Linked DNA regions of Homo sapiens: region 1 is linked to region 2. Evidence: chromatin contacts called from ENCODE Hi-C or POLR2A ChIA-PET data. All regions are on one chromosome and are shown on one strand. Each heading gives the region's core, a stretch centred on a gene start or an enhancer-like site at or near the end of the contact. The rest is flanking DNA. Distances are from core to core; before and after follow the strand shown. Region 1 overlaps ZSWIM6 (zinc finger SWIM-type containing 6). Region 2 overlaps ZSWIM6 (zinc finger SWIM-type containing 6).

The links. A loop is a pair of places that touch in the nucleus more often than their neighbours do. ChIA-PET counts read pairs that join two places held with the same protein, here RNA polymerase II (POLR2A). Pooled maps may share reads with other maps.
Region 1: a map of mesothelial cell of epicardium shows a loop between it and region 2 (12-fold over the local background). The contact joins two enhancer-like sites. A Hi-C loop is called at or near these places in 4 of 168 maps with a recorded cell type or tissue (dorsolateral prefrontal cortex, mesothelial cell of epicardium, posterior cingulate gyrus and 1 more) and 3 of 50 pooled maps. POLR2A ChIA-PET finds 5 or more read pairs at or near these places in 6 of 52 experiments (A673, BJ, HEK293 and 3 more).

What each region holds. Positions count from the first base shown.
Region 1 is chr5:61,439,259-61,442,057 of GRCh38, reverse strand. The region is part of intron 1 of ZSWIM6 (zinc finger SWIM-type containing 6); the gene reads right to left. Among named protein-coding and RNA genes, the nearest start is that of ZSWIM6, 110 kb to the right of the region's middle. Within about 2 kb of position 1,362, at least 2 of the 41 ENCODE cell types and tissues checked have a DNase peak (open chromatin) inside an H3K27ac peak, as active enhancers do.
Region 2 is chr5:61,334,032-61,336,925 of GRCh38, reverse strand. The region is part of intron 1 of ZSWIM6 (zinc finger SWIM-type containing 6); the gene reads right to left. Among named protein-coding and RNA genes, the nearest start is that of ZSWIM6, 3.2 kb to the right of the region's middle. RefSeq lists a silencer at 2,894. Within about 2 kb of position 1,570, at least 2 of the 41 ENCODE cell types and tissues checked have a DNase peak (open chromatin) inside an H3K27ac peak, as active enhancers do.

The sequences.
Region 1 (2,799 bases), core at 113-2,612, 110 kb before region 2:
ACCCCTCGCTAATTCCTATTTTCCCACACATGGTTACATTTCTTCTCTGCTACATAAACCCTTAATTTTAGTCCATCAGAAAGGTGGACTTGAGACTGATCTCCTATCTCTTCAGTAGCAGCACCCAAATAAAGTCTTCTTCCCTCGTAATACTTACTGTCTCAGTGATAGGCTTTCTGTGTGGACAGCAGCAGCACCTAGACCAAACACTGTAAGGTGGCAGTTCATCGGACTCTGCTATACCATGTTGCCTCTAACTCAGTCAAACAGATAAGTTCGCTAAACCATAATTGCAGTAAATGTGAGAAGGCTAACCTGTGATATACTCAAACCATGGGCATATAGAAATTGAGTCTTAACTACAGGAATAAGCCTGGGCAGTCACAGAACCCTTGCACACTCCGCATCCGTACCTGGCCCTAGGCTACAAGATGGGCTGTGTCATTTAACCAATTAAGCCTTAATTTCCTACATATAGGAATGCAGGAGACAGACTAGATAATTTTTAAGGTTATGTCCACCATTATTTTATTTCTGATAGTAATATTCAAATGTATACATTTATTTTTTGCAATTGTGCTTAATATATAGGGGGAGGATTGAAAACCACCACCCTATAAGGCAAAGATTGAGCTTATTAAGCTCTTCCTTATCACTCCTAAACACAGATGATTTATATTTAAGCATTTAATAAGTAGCTCTAAAGGAAGGGAGATGAACTGGCCGGAGACTAACCATAAAGCTATCCTCACATCCAGGACAGGCTCAAGTTGAGTCTGCCTAATTACCAATCCTTGGCTGAGAGAAAAAAAGGAAAAGCTATCAAGTCTATCAACTTCGAACTTTGACCCACTGCCTAAACTGCCGGAGATTTTAATTTTTATACATAATATAATCTCATGTAGATTATCTCTAATCTAGATGAACAATATAAATCTCTTAGCTCATGCAATTTCCTCTGCCAAATATGCCCCTTCTCCTCTCTCTGTAAGTCCCTAGTTACCTGTATGATCTATTTCAAGTTTGTTTCTCAACACAGCGAAAGGCCACTGTTACCTAGAACCTCATCAGCCCCACACACAAAAAAGTATTTGTTGTCTCTTTTGTGGACCAAAGTACTTTCTGCAGATCGCTATTATAGCCCTTAGCACACAACACTATAGTGAATTGTTTATATGCCTGTCTGTTCCAGTGGACTGTAAGCTGTTTTATTCATCTTTGTGTCCCCAGTACCTACCAGGACCAGGCACATGGCTGGCACGCATTAAATGTTCCCTGAATTGGTTGAATAGAACAGAAAATTCCCCTTTCACTCAACCAACATAGCTTAGGGCCTGAACGCCCCAAACATTCATGCTCTAACATGTTTTGAATAGCAAAAGGAAACTCCAAGCACCCTGTAAATTCAGTTCTCACATAGACCTGTGGGGAAAAGGTATTTTTAAAAGCAAGGTTTATTTAACCCTTCATATTTCTTATGAATTTGGAGGCCAAGAAGTAAGTTAAATGTCCCTGGTATCTTTAATGCTCTGCTAATTATTTTAATACTCATGACATTCTTTCTCCTGTCTGGGAAGGTAAGAGACATTGATTATGTGAAATATCCACTAACTCTTTTAATCTACTCTCCTACTATATGAAGAGTTAGCACTTCACCCTTAGGTTCAACCATATCTTTTTTTTTTTTTTTTTTTTTTACACCAATGAATAGCACTAAGAGGCTGCCATTTTTCTTTTTCACACAAAATCTGAAAAGAGATCTGGGCCGTATGCCAGAGTTGTCAATTTTTCAAACAAGATTACCCTACCACATCAGTCATCTTTCTTCCTCCATTAGGAAAGAGATTAAAATAGAATTACACTTCCAAATGTGAGCTTAACATTTTAAAACCACTAAGCTTTTTGTATACTTAATATACTCTCGCGCTTTTTTTTTCACCTTTCCTACCTAGCACTAAACAAAACTGTGGTATAGTTTCCACTCTCAAAGATCTTTCCCATATTCCCATACTTCCTGATGTGTCAAAGACTACTCCAATTACCACAGTAAAATACTAAGTCATGATTTGGCATTTCAAGCATATTCCTGGCAATCCAGATTAGGTAGAAAGGGCACTTGAACTACATATTAGCAACATACAACCATTCCTACCTTATTCTCATGAGAAAACCAAATTCCATGAGAAAATAGATAACTTTAAAAACCACCAATGTAGAAAAACGTTTCAAAGGTCTTTTTAAATTGGAAAATCACTTATCTAGTAAACTTAAAAGCTACGTATATTCTCTATGACCCAACGATTCCATTCCTAGATATATATTATTGGTGCGTGCACAAACATACCAAGACAAATAATCAAGAACACTCTTAGCATCATTGTTAATGATAGCCAAAAACTGGAAGCAACAGTAATGTCCACCAACAGTAGAACAAATAAAGTATGCTACAGTAATGATGATGCTACAAGCAACACAGATGAACCACAGAATGTTGAATAAAAGAAGCAAACATAAAAATACACAAAGTATAATCCCATAACTATCTGTTTAACTGTTGACATGTTTTATGCATTGTTCTACATGTACTTTATATTTCACAATTTAAAAAGCAGCCTTTTAGCTTAAAAACCCTAGTCCTGCACATAAAATATTTTAGTTATAAGCATTTTTAAGTCTGTCATTCCAGCAGACTACAAACTGCTTGAGGGTGTAGATTGATTTTATTCATTTTTGGCTCCCAGAACATAATGGTACATAACAGATGCTCACCAGATATTGCCTGGATAGATGGGATTAATG
Region 2 (2,894 bases), core at 321-2,820:
GTGCTGCCCATTTTCCTATTGGGTTATCCATCTCTCTTCTTGACAATTTTTGTAAGTTTTCTACCAACCTTTGGTCCAATGTGCTGTAAATATTTGGCCCAATTAACTGCTAAATTTGATTTGTAGTGTTTTCAGCCCTACAGAAACTTTTTGATTTTTTTTTCCTCTTGAGACAGAGTCTCAGTCTGTTGCGCAGGCTGGAGTGTGCAATGATGCGATCTCAGTTCACTGCAACCTCCGCTTCCCGGGTTCAAGCCATTCTTCTGCCTCAGCTTCCCAAGTAGCTGAGATTACAGGCATGTGCCACGATGCCTAATTTTTGTATTTTTTGGTAGAGACGAAGATTTGCCATGTTGGCCAGGCTGCTCTCGAACTCCTGACCTCAAATGATCCACCCACCTCAGCCTCCCAAAGTGCTGGGATTACAAGCGCGACTCACTGCGCCCGGCCCTTTTGATTTTTATCCAATTAAATTTATCTCTTTTCCAAGTTTGAGTTTCAGGTCATACCAGGGAAGCTCTTCGCCAGAAAATAACTTGGGGAAATTTTTTTTTTATGTAACTTCTAAATCATTACTTAAATGATGTCGATAATACTTATATACCAGCACCTATAGAGGCAGCTCCCTTCCAATATCAATATCAATTCTTCTTTTCTTTTTTGAGATGGAGTCTTACTCCGTCACCCAGGCTGGAGTGCAATGGTACGATCTTAGCTCACCGCAACCTCTGCCTCCTGGGCTCAAGTGATCCTTCCACCTCAGCCTCCCAAGTAGCTGGGACCACAGATGCGTACCACCATGCCTGGCTAAGTTCTTCTATTTTTGGTAGGGACAGGGTTTAACCATGTTGCCCAGTCTGGTCTAGAACTTCTGAGCTCAAGCGATCCACCCACCTCAACCTCCCAAAGTTCGGGGATTACAGGTGTGAGCCACCGTGCCCGGCAATATAAATTACTTAACAAAAATAAGCCAACTACTCTTTCTCTAAAATTTTCCTATAATCAACTGATGAGCAAGCTCTGTGCCAATTAAATATTGCTTACAACTACTATAACAAAGGTTTATTTTTTTCCCTTAAATTTCTTTTTAAAATATAGAAGTTGAGAAACAGTAACTACCAATAGGTTTAATTTCTAACAAACCCCTCAATCCTTAAACTATCAACAGCATAAATGTAAAATAAAGTCCAACAACTAGATTTTCCCTATTGTAGCTATAATTTAGTCATCTCTACAAAAGTCAATGAATACTTTCTGTACACTTGTAATTTTGCAATACCAGAAAACTGCTTTATGGTGCTATCAACAAAGTATTCTGTTCTTTTCCATTTTAAGAAACTGAAACAAACAAAAGCGTTCTACCTCAAATCAAAATTATAAAATAAGCCTTTCAAGTTAGCATATCAATTCAAACCACTACTTGAAGCTAAATTAAATGGTTAATCTAGCCACCCTCTCTCTGTTCCCCATAAAGGGAGGTGGGGGGAACCCTGATCATAAGTGTTCTATCTCTCAGTGCCAGCTGCCAGGCATTTAACAGCCTTCCATCTCTAAAGCTGACTGGCACAACAAGTAATACAACTTCGAAGTTAAGGCAAATGGCAGAACTCAGAGGCGAAAAAAGAATATTTTCCACAATTTGTATAGCACTTGTTTAGCACGTATGTGTTTCTGAAGTGGTGGTCAACTCTTCAGTCTACACGAGAAACATCACACCACTTCACGTCAACCACTGCCAATTCCATTCAGTGGCCTCTTCCCCTTTGGGGACTATTCAAAAAGTTACTATTTTCTTTTACAACTACTCACCCAGGCCTCTTCCACTGATGAAAGCAGGCAAAGCCCACGCTGTGTGTCTGTCTCCTAGAGAAGATTGCCTCTTTTATTTATCGCCCCTTGGCTTTATTTTCACAGTGAATTCCTGGCTTAAATGCAATCAGCCAAGAAACCCTCCCTATGCGCTCTCCTGTCATTCCTCATTGCTTGCAAGCGGAGTCAAGCACAGGGAGAGGGAGGGGGAAAAAAAAAAAAACCCTCAACATTGCCAGCCAAGCCATAAAAATTCGCAGACTCTAGTTTGTTATACTGAGAAGCCATAGATGTGCTTCCATCCATCGCTAACCGGCAGGAAACAGACAAACAAACAAAAAAAAAGGTATAACTAGGAAGAATGTTAATTAGATTTGTTTTAAGGAAAAAAGGATAGATGAATAGCCTCAAAAGCTAAACCCCCTCTAGACAGAAGGAAAGAGTGCCCAACATAGAAAAGGCAACACTGGGGGCTGCCTTTGGAAATAAATGACCATGCAGAAAACCACGTTTGCAGATGGCATTAGAATTCAAATTAACCAGACAGGATTAAAACAAATCTTAATTCTTTCTTGGGGACCCTATCCAGACCCCCACCCCACTTCCAAAGAAAAGAAGGATAAAAGGAACTGACTACAGAAAGAGAAAAAGGATTAAGTTAACAATCAAAGAGATAGAGATGCGTCCAAATCTATCCCCATTCATTCGGTGCCGGGTTCACCATGCTACAATTTCAAGTACACTAACATGGGAGGGGGTCAGAAAATATGCCATTTGCAATCAGGAGAAAAAAATGGGAAGTTTCACTACAGCATTGTTCTTTTCAGTCTGGCTCAAACATTCCCATCGCTATGGCTGAAAAAGATCTGGACAGGGGAAAAAGAACATTTTAGGGGAGGGGGAACAGGAGACACTTTTAAACTAAGGTATTTGAGAAAACTCTCAGGATCTGTCAGAGAAAGGAAGGCTGTGCAGCTCTAAATCACAAGTCCTTCTCTCGCCTTTGTCAAATATATTCTACTTTACAAGCCCTGAAAAGAAAGAGACTCTTTTGTTTGGTTTCTCCTTTTCGGAGGGTGACAGAA